Regions from separate parts of the Homo sapiens genome. Here region 2 is linked to region 1. Evidence: read pairs that join two places in POLR2A ChIA-PET (ENCODE). Cell type or tissue: MCF 10A. All regions are shown on one strand. Links, peaks and the distances in the headings refer to the core of each region. The heading gives the core; the rest is flanking DNA.

What was found. Peaks named below come from ENCODE experiments on the same cell type or tissue, not always from the same donor. Only the 100,000 strongest peaks of a DNase experiment are listed, where the experiment ranks them.
Region 2: POLR2A ChIA-PET joins it to region 1 with 6 read pairs; 3 of 35 experiments call an interaction of 5 or more read pairs at or near these places.

What each region holds. Positions count from the first base shown.
Region 1 is chr1:39,965,372-39,973,698 of GRCh38, forward strand. MFSD2A (MFSD2 lysolipid transporter A, lysophospholipid) reads left to right here. Exons shown (of 14, transcript NM_032793.5): 5 at 100-178; 6 at 486-643; 7 at 1,230-1,320; 8 at 1,440-1,561; 9 at 1,715-1,798; 10 at 2,257-2,340; 11 at 2,433-2,545; 12 at 2,963-3,106; 13 at 3,198-3,374; 14 at 4,134-4,585. The coding sequence ends at 4,197. Among named protein-coding and RNA genes, the nearest start is that of MFSD2A, 14 kb to the left of the region's middle. In MCF 10A, for the core only: no CTCF peak of the experiment used is centred there; DNase peaks (open chromatin) are centred at 3,890 and 4,680.
Region 2 is chr1:39,843,922-39,852,248 of GRCh38, forward strand. It overlaps TRIT1 (tRNA isopentenyltransferase 1), which reads right to left. Exons shown (of 11, transcript NM_017646.6): 5 at 6,198-6,340; 6 at 4,065-4,176; 7 at 3,627-3,739; 8 at 3,299-3,376; 9 at 610-719; 10 at 180-297. Among named protein-coding and RNA genes, the nearest start is that of LINC02811, 31 kb to the left of the region's middle. RefSeq lists enhancers at 2,060-2,109, 2,580-2,669. In MCF 10A, for the core only: no CTCF peak of the experiment used is centred there; a DNase peak (open chromatin) is centred at 1,860.

The DNA of each region.
Region 1 (8,327 bases), core at 91-8,090:
CGGGAGGAGGGCGGTCCTTGGGGCCCCCAGGGTTGGTACTGGAAGCTACATCAGTGTGTCCACCCGCCTGACCAGCCAATGACCTGTCTTCTATGCCAGTGTTTCCATGTTCCCTACTCGGCTCTCACCATGTTCATCAGCACCGAGCAGACTGAGCGGGATTCTGCCACCGCCTATCGTGAGTCTCCCCAGCCCACCTGACCCCACCCTCCAGGGACCCTCCAGCCATACTTCTTCCCTTGCGGGTCCAGCTCTTTGCTCTGCTCTAGAGTGTGGGTGTGAAACCATCTTAAAAATAACTCAATCCCCTTATTGCTCAGATGAGACCTGGAGAGGTGCATATGCGTTCAAACCAAGGTGTCACCTACCCCACTACCTCTACCCACCCTGCCTGGAGCTACCGCTGGGCTCCCACCCATTTGACCTTCCTCCCTGGGCCCACAATCCATGAGGCCCCTCCAAAACACCTCCTTTTCTCCTGCCAGGGATGACTGTGGAAGTGCTGGGCACAGTGCTGGGCACGGCGATCCAGGGACAAATCGTGGGCCAAGCAGACACGCCTTGTTTCCAGGACCTCAATAGCTCTACAGTAGCTTCACAAAGTGCCAACCATACACATGGCACCACCTCACACAGGGAAACGGTGAGGCCCTGGGCAGGGCAGGGATTTGGGGAGATAAGGAACAGTGAGGTGGTTTGTAGTCATCCTAAAGATAGTAACAGCTAGTGTTTATTAAATAAATGTTGGGCATTTGATATACATAACAATTAATGCACCCAATATACCTACTTTGCAGAAAAAGAAACTGAAGCTTAGAGAGGCTGAATAAGTTGCCCAGAGTCATAAAGTTAGTGAATTGCAGAGATTTGGGAAGATTTGAATTCTGGGCTGTCAGACTCTGCAGCCTGGTTTCTGTTTTTTTCCTTTTATTATTATTTGTAGAGACGGGGTCTTGCCAAGTTGCCCAGGCTGGTTTCAAACTCCTGGGATTACAGGTGTGAGGGCTGCACTCAACCAGCCTGGTTTCTGAGCATGTTGTGAATCTTAACTGTCCAGCCTTGGGAAGCAACAGCAGGCCCAGGATGATCCTCCCATTTCACACATGGAGACAGTACGCTCCCAGAGGGGAGGGGACTGGCCCAAGATCATTGAGTGGGGCTGCTGGAACTGGGGTGCTGGGATGAGCTCAAACTGACCATCCTTGTATGTCGCCTTCACCTCCTTATAGCAAAAGGCATACCTGCTGGCAGCGGGGGTCATTGTCTGTATCTATATAATCTGTGCTGTCATCCTGATCCTGGGCGTGCGGGAGCAGAGAGGTAAGGGGGTGCCTGGGAAGGGGTGCAGGCCTCAGCATGGACAGCTGTATCTTTCTGCCTGGCCCTCAGGCTTTGGGAGGGGTCTCTGCTCCTTCCTCACTGTCCGCTCTGGCCCCCAGAACCCTATGAAGCCCAGCAGTCTGAGCCAATCGCCTACTTCCGGGGCCTACGGCTGGTCATGAGCCACGGCCCATACATCAAACTTATTACTGGCTTCCTCTTCACCTCCTTGGCTTTCATGGTGAGTGGGTTCTGACATGCTCAGCCTGAGAAGGAGGTGTAATGGGAGCGGGGTGAGCAGAGGTCTCTGGGGCTTGGGGGATGTCTTGGGGAGGCTCAGCCCCAACATCACCTCCTTCCTTGCATTTCCTTCCCTACCTTGCTCCATGCCCAGCTGGTGGAGGGGAACTTTGTCTTGTTTTGCACCTACACCTTGGGCTTCCGCAATGAATTCCAGAATCTACTCCTGGCCATCATGGTGAGTGGGACCTGAGCAGGGGCGGGCAGCCTGGGCTGAGGTGACATAGGCTGTGGAATGGTTCTTGGAATAGGCAGAGGATGTTTCTCAGGCTGGCCCAAGGTCATGAAAGGATGAGGGAGGCTTCTCAGGGTATTTGGTTGGACCTTGCGAAGGTAGGACTGTGAAAGAAAGAGTTTGAGGTTAGATGTTTGAGTAGTGAGCACAGCAAAAGCAAGGGCGAGGACACCAGGAACTTGGCTCAGAGGTTTGAGAGGGCAGCAGACAAGGTGGGCCTGGACCAGCTCTGAGCTCCCCTGGGGAGCCGTCAAAGGTGCCTGTCATCTTCGTTGCTGCCCACATGATGTCATCTGGCTGCTCTTGGGCAGGGCTGGGAGCCACTTTGGGGTTCTGGGAAGGGCAGGAGGGGCTCTGTGGCTCTAAAGCACCTCCCTTTAACCCCCTTTGTCCATCCACAGCTCTCGGCCACTTTAACCATTCCCATCTGGCAGTGGTTCTTGACCCGGTTTGGCAAGAAGACAGCTGTATATGTTGGGATCTCAGTGAGTGGGGTTGAAGAGCAGAGCCTGGGTTGAGTTGGGATGTCTGGTGGGAACCTCCCAGCTGATTCATCTTCCTGCACCCCCTTCCCTAGTCAGCAGTGCCATTTCTCATCTTGGTGGCCCTCATGGAGAGTAACCTCATCATTACATATGCGGTAGCTGTGGCAGCTGGCATCAGTGTGGCAGCTGCCTTCTTACTACCCTGGTAGGTATATACAGGCCCCCCTCCTCGGGTATCTCCAGCCCCTAGTCCCCAGTTTTGAAGCTCCTTAGGGAGAGTTCTATGCAGTGTTCTCCCACAGGCCATTCTGTGGGTCCAGGTTAGGAGTGGGGGAGGTCTGTCCTGTACAGTTGTACAGGTAGTGAGCTTTGCAAGAACACCTAGTCAGAGTGAAAAATGGGGGCTGTAATCTGGCCTGGGCTCCACTTGCCACGCTGAGCACCTCCAGGCAGGGTTACTTCCTCTTAGAGCAAGAGGCCTTTTCTTATTCATGTGAAGGTCCCATATCCTCACTGAGCTGTGTACCCATGGTACTGCAAGCTTCCAGAGGGCCACCTCTTCTCATTAACACAGAGGCCCGTTAGGTGGGTCAGTCCTCATGGCTGTCACTACTCTGCGCAGGTCCATGCTGCCTGATGTCATTGACGACTTCCATCTGAAGCAGCCCCACTTCCATGGAACCGAGCCCATCTTCTTCTCCTTCTATGTCTTCTTCACCAAGTTTGCCTCTGGAGTGTCACTGGGCATTTCTACCCTCAGTCTGGAGTGAGTGGGGTGGGGACCTGGGGCAGGACTGGGCAGGGCCAGGCCCCAGGTGCCCCATCTTCACCGTTCTCCTACCCCCTGGGTCCCATAGCTTTGCAGGGTACCAGACCCGTGGCTGCTCGCAGCCGGAACGTGTCAAGTTTACACTGAACATGCTCGTGACCATGGCTCCCATAGTTCTCATCCTGCTGGGCCTGCTGCTCTTCAAAATGTACCCCATTGATGAGGAGAGGCGGCGGCAGAATAAGAAGGCCCTGCAGGCACTGAGGTGAGTGGGGAGGGGACAGGATGCTGGAGGAGGGGACGTCACTGTGTCTAAACCCTCAATTTGTGTCTCCTGTGGCCAAGTCCAGACTCACCCCCCACACATCTTCTCTGGACAGCTGTAACACTTAAGTACGCACCAGGCACTGTGTTAAGTGGTCTTACCTTTATTCAACAAATACATACTGGCTGCCTACTATGTGCTAGGCATTGACTGCTCTAGTGAACAAGACAAAAATCTCTGTCCTTAAGGAGCCTGTTATAGGACGTGTGTATCCATCACCTCCCATACCCCTCCAACAACCCTAAGTATCAGGTTCTTAGGGTTCCCCCTCTGCAGGTGAAGAAGTTGAGGTTTCAGCAGGAAGAGTACCTGGCCCAGCTGAAAGGGGCGGAGCTGGGGTTTGAGCCTCAGCATTCCGGCTCCAGAGACTGCACTCTTCATCAGCCTCCTGGCATATAGGACCTCGAGTGTGGCCTGACCCTGCATCTGGGGAAACCAGTGGGCAGGCTGGAGTGAGTCATGCCAGCCCGTCAGCCAGCCCAGGCGAGAGTGTAGATCTAGGGTTTGCAGTACCCTGTGTGCAGCAAGGACAGTAAACAGACCAACCAACAGTTGAAAGTGGGAGTGAGCAAACTCTGTGTCCCGCGGTTCACTTTAGTCCGACAGCAGGGCCAAGATCACGTGAGGAAGGAGGCAGGTGGGGCTGAGGAGGGGTAAGGATGGATGCTTCCTCCAACCCATCTCCTCTCTCTCTTGCAGGGACGAGGCCAGCAGCTCTGGCTGCTCAGAAACAGACTCCACAGAGCTGGCTAGCATCCTCTAGGGCCCGCCACGTTGCCCGAAGCCACCATGCAGAAGGCCACAGAAGGGATCAGGACCTGTCTGCCGGCTTGCTGAGCAGCTGGACTGCAGGTGCTAGGAAGGGAACTGAAGACTCAAGGAGGTGGCCCAGGACACTTGCTGTGCTCACTGTGGGGCCGGCTGCTCTGTGGCCTCCTGCCTCCCCTCTGCCTGCCTGTGGGGCCAAGCCCTGGGGCTGCCACTGTGAATATGCCAAGGACTGATCGGGCCTAGCCCGGAACACTAATGTAGAAACCTTTTTTTTTACAGAGCCTAATTAATAACTTAATGACTGTGTACATAGCAATGTGTGTGTATGTATATGTCTGTGAGCTATTAATGTTATTAATTTTCATAAAAGCTGGAAAGCAGCTGCCTGTTTCTGTCTGTGTCCTCAGCCACTCACTGAGCCCTTCTGCCTTAAGACTCCGTTAGAGAACACACTGAGCCCCAGGTGCTACTGGGTGGGGGCGAACATGTCTGGAGTTGTGGCTGGAGTGCAGTGGCGCAATCTCGGCTCAGGCAATCCTTCCTTCTGCTTCACCCTCTCGAGTAGCTGGGACTACAGGCATGCACCACCACGCCTGGCTGATTTTTAAATTTTTTTGTAGAGATGGAGGTTTCACTATGTTGCCCAGGCCAATCCTTCTCACTGGACTCAAGCAATCCTCCTGCATTAGCCTCCCAAAGTAGTGGGATTACAGGTGTGAACCACTACACCTGGCCTCTTGCTAAGTCAAGACTGTTCTTATTTGAAAGATAAGAACACCCTAGTGTAGAGAGGGATTTAGCTAAAGTCACGCAGCCTTTAGTGACCTAACTGGAATTTTATCCCAACTCTGTAAGACTCCAATACCGTAATCGCCACTGTCTACTTCCTTGTGTCTGAGAATGACCAGGGGACCGGCAGACAGATGCTTGCTCTGGGTGTGCCTGTACACTGTGCTTCCTGCCTGGTGCATGCCTGAGCCTGCAGGGCTGGTGGGGCTGGAGGCCTGTGGGGTCCCTGGAGACTGGTGGTTCTTTCTCCACAACTGTTACTGATGGTATTGAAAGGTGAGAATGTACCTGCTGGATGTGTGTATCAGATGAGGGAGGATTTTACCACAGACGCACTGGTGACAAAAAAAAACCAAACACCTCCGGTAGGGAACAGGGTGGTGGGGAAGGCCTAGTTGGGAGCACTTGGCTAACTTCCATGGTATGAATAACTCCCACCATAGCCAATTTCAAGTTATCCATGGTTGTTCATTTGAACATTTCCTAAACATTTAGTAGTTGGCTTTTACAAGCTGGTAGGAGCTTGCCTAACACACCACTGGGTCTCACACTTAGGCCAAGCCCCCAAAATCACAAGAAGGCAAAGCTGGCAGGATCAGGAGCTACTAGTCAAATCTCCTGATTTTATAAATAGATAAATGAGGCCCAGACAAGAGAGGCTCTTAGGCTATTCTGGCTTGGTTCTTACCTTGAGTGTGGGGCTCCGTTTTGGGTGGGAGGGAGGTCCACCATTTTTACTGATGAAGTTCTGCCAGGTTACTTTGATAAATTACATTAAGCGTTACTAACAGGCATGGTTACATGTGTGTAATAAGTATGAATTCAGTTAGTCTTCAGATAGTTGTCAGAACTTCCCTATGAGGAAGGTATTATTGTCATCCTCACGTTAAGAGATAAGGAAACTGACGCAGGGAAAAGTTAAGTAACCTGCTCAAGGTCATTGGACAGTCACTGGAAGAGCTGATACTTGAATCGAGGTTGGCTATAGTGCCTGGGCTCTTAACCACTACTTAAGGCTGTTAGGTGAACCAATGGTTTTGTCAACACCAAGGCAAGTCACACACTGTCTTTGTATCAGCCATCTCATGTCAGGCTGTCTGGGCAAGGCAGGAGCCTAGAGTCTGTTATGGCCTCTGGAGCTGGCCTGCTCAGAGACTCTGAGATAATGTTTATAGAAGCCCACTTATACCTCCTCTCTCCCTCCACTCTAACCAGTAACCACCAAGTCCTGTCTTTAAAAAAAAAAAAAAATTAAAGTTTTCAGCTGGGCGCAGTGGCTCACGCCTGTAATCCCAGCACTTTGGGAGGCCGAGGCGGGCAGATCACCTGAGGTCAGGAGTTCGAGACCAGCCTGGCCAACATGGTGAAACCCCGTCTCTACTAAAAATACAAAAATTAGCCAGGTGTGGTGGTGCATGCCTGTAATCTCAGCTACTCAGGAGGCGGAGGCAGGAGAATCGCTTGAACCCAGGAGGCAGCAGTTGCAGTGAGCTGAGATCGCGCCATTGCACTCCAGCCTGGGGGACAGAGAGAACCAGTCTCAAAACAGAAACAAACCAAAAACCAACAAACAAAAACAAAACTAGCCAGGCGTGGTAGCACATGCCTGTAATCCCAGCTACTTGGGAGGCTGAGGGCAGGAGAATGGCTTGAACCTGGGAGGCGGAGGTTGCAAAGAGCTGAGACCATGCCATTGCACTCCAGCCTGGGCAACAGAGCAAGACTCTGCCTGAAAAAAAAAAAAAAAAAAAATTAAAGTTTTCCAAACCACTCAAGCTTGTTTCTTTCTTAGCCCCACAATTACTTCTCAGGCATTATGCTCTCTTACCTGGGTGAATAGACAAGCATCCTGTCTTGTCTCCTTGACTTTAATTTGATCTCCTCACCTTCTTTCTGCAAACTATCCAAGATAACTCAGTAGCTCTCCTGTTTAGAAACATTTCTGTAAACTGGGTGTAGTGGCTCTGCCTGTAATCCCAGCTACTGGGGAGGCTGAGGTGTGAGGATTACGAGGCCAGGAGTTCAAGACCAGCCTGGGCAACATAATAAGACCCCGATTCTATAAAACAAAAAACAATTAGCCAGGTGTGGTGGCTTGCACCTTGTAGTTCCAGCTACCCAGGCAGCTGAAGCAGGAGGGTCTCTTGAGCCCAGGAATCTGAGGCTGCAGTGACCTATGATTGTGCCACTGCACTCCAGCCTGGGGAACAGAGGGACACCCTGTCTCAAACAAAACAAAAAGTTTCCTAGAAATCCTTCTGTGAGTTCCTGTCTGAGTACCCTACTGACCTCCCCAGGCCCAGATCTAGATGCAGCTCTTTTTGCAGGCCACCTGCGTGACCCTGGTCTTGCAGCTCCTGCTGCAGCTCTACCTGGCAGACACCCATCCAATGTGTCTTGACTCCAGCAAGCCCCTCTGAAGCAGTCCCTACCCCTCTGCCTTTGGGACATCTCAGAGGGATCGTCTCTTTCATCGTGGTCTCCCACACTGAGCCGAGGGCCAGGCATGGTGGGGTGCGGCAGGCACGTGGAGCTGAGTGAATGGGAGCTGTGACCAGAGCAGGCTTTGGCTGGGCATCAGACCCAACTCCCACTGACCCACTGTGACACCTCTCTCCAGGTCACAATTTCCCCAAACTTCCTATGGGGATTTAGACTTTTCATTTTTTCTTTCTTTTTCTTTTTTTTTTTTTTTTTGAGACGGAGTCTCGCTCTGTGGCCCAGGCTGGAGTGCAGTGGCGCCATCTCGGCTCACTGCAAGCTCCGCCTCCCGGGTTCACGCCATTCTCCTGCCTCCGCCTCCGGAGTAGCTGGGACTACAGGCGCCCGCCACGCGCCCGGCTAATTTATTGTATTTTTAGTAGAGACGGGGTTTCACCGTGTTAGCCAGGATGGTCTCGATCTCCTGACCTCGTGATCCGCCCGCCTCGGCCTCCCAAAGTGCTGGGATTACAGGCGTGAGCCACCGCGCCCGGCCAGGGGATTTACACTTGAACACCCTTGCTTCTCTCCAGTTTCACACTCACAGAAAATTGCTCTCCTCTTCCAAGATCCCCTGTTGAATTCTTGGGGACTTCTTTCGGGGTGGGACGGGTGAAGAGGGGAAGCAATGTCTGTTGGGTCATTGGCTACTCTAGGTCCCTTCTGGACAGATCATACCTACTTATTCTTGGGAGAAGAGCCATATTGACTTCCTCTATGCTTGGATCCAGCATTACTACAACAAACCCTGTCTCTCCCTCTTCACTCGGCCCTGCTGCCCTGTCTTGCCAACCTCACAGCCCATCCACACCTCTGGTAAGGACCAGGTGCAGCTTTGGCGCCACCTGCTGG
Region 2 (8,327 bases), core at 144-8,143, 120 kb before region 1:
AATACAGAGACAAATTCCCAGAAGCCTCCAAGGAATTTGAGCACAGGCTCTTAGAGGAATCTAGCTGTCCCTTTACAAATAAATAGACTCCAGGTTCAATCTGCCAAAGACTCTAAATTTCATGAAGTCAATGTGAACCCACCCTTATAGATTTCTTCATGCCCCTCCCCATACTCTACCTGCCCATTCGCGATCCCCAATGATGATTCGATCACAGAGGTCACACAGGTGATAACTTCTCTTGTTCTCAGCTTCATTGTATGGCATCTTTATTGGAGTGGCTGTAGGCTTGTGGCCCTAAAAGAACAAGGGTGGAAGGGAGTATTCAATTCAAAGAGATCTGGATATAATTCTCTATTAAGGGAAATGGGATTTTCCTAAAATTCCTTTTTCTCAACCCAGAGAGCAGATGGGCTGTATACAGATTTTAGCAACAACCTTTCTGAATGTAAAAGTAGAAAAGCAGTCTCCAGGTATTAAAAAGCAGCCAGCCCTTCTGCTTTATTCTATGGAAAAGAAGGCCTGGTTCTTCAATATAGCAACAAAGGTGTCAGCTAATGAAAGTGCTCTGAAAACCAGAAAATAGAATGTATCATGATTCATAATTACCTGGATGAAACTTTGCACGATTTCAAGAGCAGGTTCAAGAACAGACTCTTCCCACTTCGAGACATCAGATACCTCTAAGCCATAGACAGGGGGGACAATGGGACCAGGTCCTAATGATGACAAAGAAAGGTTGTGAGAGGTCAGCCTCAAACCCAATCTATTCTGCAGCCAGGACTCTGAAATCCTCCAGGGAAATACACAGAGCCAAAGGAGTAAACATTCTGACCATGCTGTTAATTCTAACTAAACATGAACCACAATCCAAGAAAGACCTAGAGGTTTAACTGCTCTGCAGCTAGTAAGACTAGCTACATAATCTGGATACATGGGTGCAGGATCTTCCAGATCAGCCAGAAAACCAGAATAGAGTTAACAGCTCAAGTGACCATTGTGTGAGCTACAACACAAAGACAGCACATCGTAAGAAGAAATAAACTAACAGCTTTAAGTAAGTGCCTATTCTAAGTTCCATATCATCTTACAATGATGGCGATCTGTGGCAAGAGAATTCACAGCTTTCTTTAGGAGCAGATACTAGTCTCGGGTTTGCATATATTCCCTCAGCGGCCTGGGACTCATGAAATGCTCTGAAAGCATGGGCTGGGAACAGAATCATATCAACCAATAAGCCGCAGAATCTGCGAACCAGAAAGAAGTCTTAGAATTGATGTAGTTGAGCAACTTCTTTTAAAAACCTGATCTAGAGGGTATTCAAGAAACACTCCCTGGCAGACACTTTTGAATGAAGATGAGACTGAAGGTAGCAAAGAGTGCAGCTACAGGTATTTCACCCACCTGAGCCAACCATGTTGCAAGAGTTTAGTCTCTGTGGTTAGCTTCCCTGCCTATATACACACTAAACTGCCTTCCACAACTAGGTTAAGTCAGTTGCCTAAAGGCAAAGGAGCATCGCCCATGGGCAAAAACATCAAAGGCCTTCGGATGCCAACGACTGGCAGGTGCTGGCCTTTTGATTGTGCCAACCCCAAATAAGATTCTTCATAAACTGGACTGGGCTGCACCTGCTACCACAGGAAAGGTGAGACTAGGAGGGTGCAGGCAGCATCCACAGCACACCTGGCCTTGGCTAAGCTCTGCACCTGTTTCCAGGCCACTCTACATTTTCCTTTCTCCTCTAAGCCCTTTGTTGGGCTTCTGTGCCCTGTCTAAGCACCTTTCAACAAGTTCTCGGCTCCCAGCTGCTATTTCTGGCTTGGGTCCAAGGCCATGCTGGGGTGGGGAAGTCCCCCTGGCTTCCTGCCAGAACCATATCCCAGCAGACCAGCCCTGGCCAATCACGCACAGCTCCTGATTTACAGGGCAGCTGTGCCTTTCACTCCAGCACCAGGACGATGCCGGCATACACACGAATGAGGAACAGGCATATGACACACTGTGCCATCAACTCCTCCTACCACAGAGATGGAGGAATTATTGTGGTTTTACTACAGGAAGAAGTTCTAAATTATTACCCAAAAGTCTTCTGTTAAAGGCTTATTGTCAGACATGGGGATAAGAGAAGCTGCATTAGAAATTTGTAATACAGCACTGAGCTTCAACTTCAGATGACACTAAGACTTCTATCTACCAGGACATGCAGAGAAAACAGGATAAGTAGAGGAAAGCACAACAAGCCTCTTCACACCAGAACTCCACTGGAGAGCTCAGGCAGAGAGTGGGAGCTGGGAGAAAGAATGTTAGCAGTTTAGTGGTCAACAGCAGGGATCAAGGTATGTATTTTCAGAGGCACCGAGTGGGGCAGAGGCTTCAGCTGGCCCTGTCTGTAATTGAGAGCAGAAGTCTACCAGCAAAAGGTAAACACAAGATGATTCAGAAGCATATTTAAAACATGTCCACAAGATAAAACTGAAGTTTCACTTATGCTTAAATTAATCTCCTTTAGCTCATAACCACATAGTTTTTACCCATGGTCCAATACTAATGCTGTCTTGCTAAAGTTACAGCTAAAGGAAGTAAGAGTAGTATAAAGGAGTGTGGACTCTGTGTCAGGCCTGCATTCAGTTATCTACTGCCGACTAGCTGGGTGATTTTTGGCAAGTTATTTAACTTCACTAGGCCTTCATTTTCTTATCTGTAAAAATAAAAGAATAACACCTACCTTGAAGACTCAATAATATATGTATAACACCAAATTTAGTGCCAAAGACACAGTACAGGGCCAAATCAATGAGAATTTCCTTTCTTTTCCCTCAAAAATGCTGTTCAACTAAAGTTTCATTTGAAGCAATCTGAAGCACCATGTGGAGACGCTGGGAGAAATGGTGAAGGTGTCTTTTTATACAACTCATCTGGCCCCCCAAAAACACTGTAATTAGGAAATCTTCCCTACAGAAATCTGACTGCTCTTCAGGTACAAAACTGAAGCTAAAAATCAGCCCTGAACACCAACTCTCCAAAAAAGATGCTGCTGTTCTTCTTAGCTGTTTGCAGCCAGTATCCATCTGTTCAAGGCAGAAGGCAGACTCCTCAATGCAAATAATTTTTTTTTTTTTTGTGACATCCCAAGAAAATATCCCTGGATAATCATTTATGTTATAGAACTTCCCTTAGGTCAGATCCAAAATCTTAGAACAGGCCCAGAATCTAAAATTCATTTTCTGGGTGAGCTGAGGACATCTATATTCTATTGAAAACAGACCCATAGGATAAAGAAAAACATGAGACTTACTGCTCAAAAAACGGTTTTTAACCCATCGGTTTTGTTTCCGGGCATATCTCTTAGTTACTTGTTTCAGAGCCTCAATACCTGAAAGATACAGTAGATTTAAGAACATCTAGGTAAGCACTCCTTACCCTGCAGAGAGGCAGGCCCTCCCAGCCCAGCAGGAAAAAGTCAGCCACGGCAGTGCAATGTCAGACTTGGTGGACAAAAATCTCAGTTCTGAGCTGAAGGCTATTTGGGACGCTTTAAGCCTTGGCTCTTTCTCAGACCATACCAGCAGAGTACCCTGCCACCCAAAGATGTCCAAGACTAGATTAGATGGAAGAATTCACACCTTTCTTTAGAAGCTGGTTACTAGTCTCCAGTGTGCATTTTCCCTCAGTGATCAGGTACTCGTGAAATTCCTTGAAGCCAATTGATTGGAAGATACCATGTTGATAGTCCTGGCTGGGAACAGGAGGGTATCAGCAGATAAGCCATTGCTCCTAAAAGCTAGCAGGGGCTTTGGAGATGGACCTAGTTGAGCCATTTCATCTGTCAGATAAGGAAATTGAGATCCTGAGCAGTTACTGATTCTCTGAAATTTTCCCCTCCCCTACCCACCAGGTTACTTTCTTGAAAAGTTAACTCCTGGGACTGTCTGAAAGATTAAAAAACTGCATCTGCAAAGAAGGCTGATAAACAAGTAGACCCAAAGCCAGTATTAGCGTTATGGTCTTTTGATTGTCTGCAAAATATGGACAGTAGGTCAGAATAACAGCCAAATCCTCACCTATTTTCCGAAACATTCTTCTGATTATAGCGTCTGTGAAAATCTCTTAGTTCCTCCAAGAGCCCAGCAGCAAGCATGTCATCCACCCTCTTATCCAAGCGCTCATCTAGAACTTGAATCAAATTAGCCCATCAACCAGCAAGCAAGTTGTAGGTACCTACTATATACTTACATGACGAGTGAACAGGTGGTCACAAAAAAAGAGAATTTGTCCAAACGGAAGAAAGAATTCAGATTCCAAAGATTATTATAATAATTCATACGTTACTCACATTTAAGACTTTGCAACTCCAAATAAAAATGAAGCATAGTCAGAATGAAGCACATGCCTCCTCATTATATAGAGAAAGCATACAATTACAGCAACTGTGAAGGACAAATATTTTATTCTCATATGGAATGTGTTTTAGAGGTGGCTGAGGATCCCCTGGTTTACCTTTCTTATTTTTAATTTAATATGTCATTATACTGCAACTTAGTGTTACTTTATGTTTAAGAACCCCTAGATGACACCTTGGATAAGAACATGGAACTTTAATCCAAAGACATCCTAGATACGGCCGGGCAAGGTGGCTCACGCCTGTAATCCCAGCACTTTGGGAGGCCGAGGTGGGTGGATCACGAGGTCAAGAGTTCGAGACCAGCCTGACCAACACAGTGAAATCTGTCTCTACCAAAAGTACAAAAATTAGCTGGGCGTAGTGGCGCGCGCCTGTAATCCCAGCTACTTGGGAGGCTGGGGCAGGAGAATCGCTTGAACCCGGGAGGCAGAGGTTGCAGTGAGCCGAGATCGCACCACTGCATTCCAGCCTGGGCAACAGGGCGAGACTCTGTCTCAAACAAAAAAAAAAGACATCCTAGATACATTCTAAACTACTGAGCCAAGCAAAGGAGCAAAGAGTGAGAGGTCGTAATTGTTCAGATGTGACAAACAGCTTTACTATGAATCAGATACCATTATTTTATGCTGCCTGTAGAGTAAAAGTTTTTGTTTATAAAATTTCATTATTGAAAAATTACCTTTTTTATCAATTTATGGCAGATTAATTTAACAACAGATTGTCACCATTTTAATTATGTTCTTCTACATCTCTATCATTGTGATTTATTGGCCTACAGCAACAGTAACCTTCCTAGAAAGTTTGCATTTATTGAGGACCCGTCATGTGTCAGGCACATTCTGAGCACTATATATGTATTAATTCATCTAATCCTTGATGAAGCTAGGAAATATGTGTTATTACTATTATCTCTATTTTACAGGAGAATTGGGAAACAGAAAGGTAAACTAATTTGTCTTAACAATTCACATAACTAGAAGCTAGTGGAGCAGGAATTTGCTATTAGACAGTCTGCCTCAAGAGCCTGTGCTCTTCAGTGCTACACTCTACTGTTTGTCCACATAATGATGTCATCTTTCCAGGCCTATCATAGGCTACCTTTGCAAACTGGTCTCTGACTCCCCCCAAGATAATATTCGTCATCCCTTCTCTGTGGCCCTACAGCACTCTGAAAATATATCTAGCCCAGCATTTATCACATAAATAATAGACAGACAGATAGTATCTATCTCCTTGTCTGTTGTCCCACTAGACTGGGAATTCCTTAAGGAAAGGCACTGTCTCTTCAACTCTGAAACCGAAGTACCACACAGAATACCCAGCACTTCATTGAATGCTTACTGAATGTTTGCTGGATGAATAAGTTACTACTATCACGGACATAATTATACTTTAGCAACAAAATACCATCAGGCTAGCAAGCTAATTATAAGGCATACTGCTTCTAGAACATTCTAGCCTCCAGCCAACCTTCCACAAGAGACTGCCTTCTTTTTCTCCTTTGGACCTTCCCTGGATGGCAGTCTCTTTCCCATTCCGTCCATCCCATCCCACTCTACCTGTGATGTCTTCTCCTAATGCCAGGGCTATCCTTTCTCCCTTTCCAAACAGATATCTAGGGGAATGGCACTGTGCCTAAGCCAACAAATAATGATAATGATAATAAAATTAATAGCTAATACTTGTTTAGTGTTTATTATGAGCCACCCATGGTTCTCAGCATTTTCTATACAGTAACTTATTACTCCAAGTTCCATCACAGATGGACTCTAGGGCATCAAAGGGCTGTTACCTGCCTGGTCAGCATGAAGCCAAAGGATGCAAGGGTTAGAGAACTTCAGAGGACCTCCAAGGGGACCACCACCTTCTTCCGTATGTTGACGATGGAGAAATTCACTATGAGAGATTCCTGTTTCTTCAAAAACTTGCAAGCTCCTAAGTAATTTAAAAGGGGAGGGAGGGGGCACACCCATAAAAACCAATAGAAAATATTCATTCTCAAGTAAAACAAGGAGAAAGGCTGTTTATTACAGAAAGCCTCTTTCTTGAAAGCCAGTCACGACAGTGTGCACATCTGTAGTCCCAGCTACTCAGGAGGCCAAACTGGGAGGACTGCTTGAGCTCAGGAGTTCAAGACCAACCTAAGCAGCAACAGACCCTGTCTCTTCAAAAAGGGGGCATGCAGAAAGGCTTATTCTCATTTTCACTGCATTAAGTTCCAAAAGACATGAAGGTCTAGGGTTACTCCAGTCCTACAGCTACTCAGAAAAGGGTACTAAAGAAAACTTTAGGTAAAGTAAGAAATAATATTATTTTTCTAAAGATATATAAATTATTCTGAAATCAGTTAAATAGGTTCAGAAACAACAGGTTTCTTCTACACAAACAGAATGGTACTCACTCACTTTCAGATAAACAGTAAAAGAGCTTGTTTGGGACACTTTGTAACAAGCCAACAAGTCTGGTCTGGCTGGCGTGCCTTTCCCACAGTACAAAAGCATGTTGTACATCCAGCTCATCAGCTTTCTTTTTAAATATGTCAAATTAATGAAGAATGCTCCTGGCTAATCCAGTGCTCTACTGGCACAAAGATCACTGAGAAAAGAACTCACATACTTATTCTTAAGCCACCATCCACTTCTGTCCGTATCTATTATGTTATGCAGCACTAGGTAATTTAACTCCCAAATCTACACTCTACCACTCTGGGTGATTGCAACTTATCAGCCTGAAAGTGATCTTTCTCTTCCTGACCCAATTCTACTTCCTGAAACCCTAACGCAAGAGTGTAGACCCCCTTGTCTTTCAGTATCACTGGTTTCTCAAAGAAGATCTATGAGAAAAAATGTAGTAATAGATATCTCACTTATCTGGAGTTAAAATACAGCCTCAAGCCAAAAGAAAGATTAAAAAAAAAGAAAGTCCTCATTCTCTAAATGAGACTCTAGAGCTCTTGCTTAGAACCTATTGACTCTTACTAAGAAAAAATTCTCAAACTCATTACTCGTTTAGACGCAGCAAAATGAGAAGTGATAAGAAAGAACTGATTAGTAAAAGGAGAGAATAAACACCAAGCTCTAGAATCATGTAATAAAACAATATAAAAATGAATGTTTATCATAATGTTCCTAGGTTTAAAAAAAATTGAATGTTTTCTATTAAAGTGTTTAAAATGTTTGGATACTGAAAAGTATAAACTTCATTAATCTAAAACATGCATTCTTAATGAGGTTATACATTGCCTTTAAGGGGGTGAAAAAACTTAGATATTACAATTTGTGCCCCACCCCCCTGCCGTGCAAAGGACAACCCTACCTGAAGAAATCCTTTTCTTGGCTGAGTACTGTGGCTCATGACTATAATCCCAGCACTTCGGTAGGCTGAGGCAGGAGGATCGCTTGAGCCTAGGAGTTTGGAACCAGCCTGGGCAACACAGCAAAACATCTCTAAAAAAAATTAAAAATTTAAAAAACTAGCCAGGTATAGTAGTGCACACCCGTAGTCCCAGCTACTCAGGAGGCCGAGGCAGGAGGACATCTGAGCCCAGGAGGTCAAGGCTGCAGTGAGCCATGATTGTGCCACTGTACTCCAGCCTGGGCAACAAAGTAAGACTCTATCTCTTAAAAAAAAAAAAAAAAAGTAATAATAATAATGAATGTTTTAAATCCTATATTCTAACATTAAGTTTCACTGAGGGGGGTAAAATTAGGAGGAAAAATATCAAATTCATTTGAGTGGAATACTTCACAACCCCTATGAATATGAGATGTTACTTTAATATTTAATCTGTATAACCATCAATAGAACAGGTCCTTCATTAGATGTTCTACTATGCTGGAAGTGGTATCACTCCTAATACTGCAGAAAAATAAACCTAACATGAGGCTGCAATTCCAAAACAACCTAAAAAAACATGACCTTG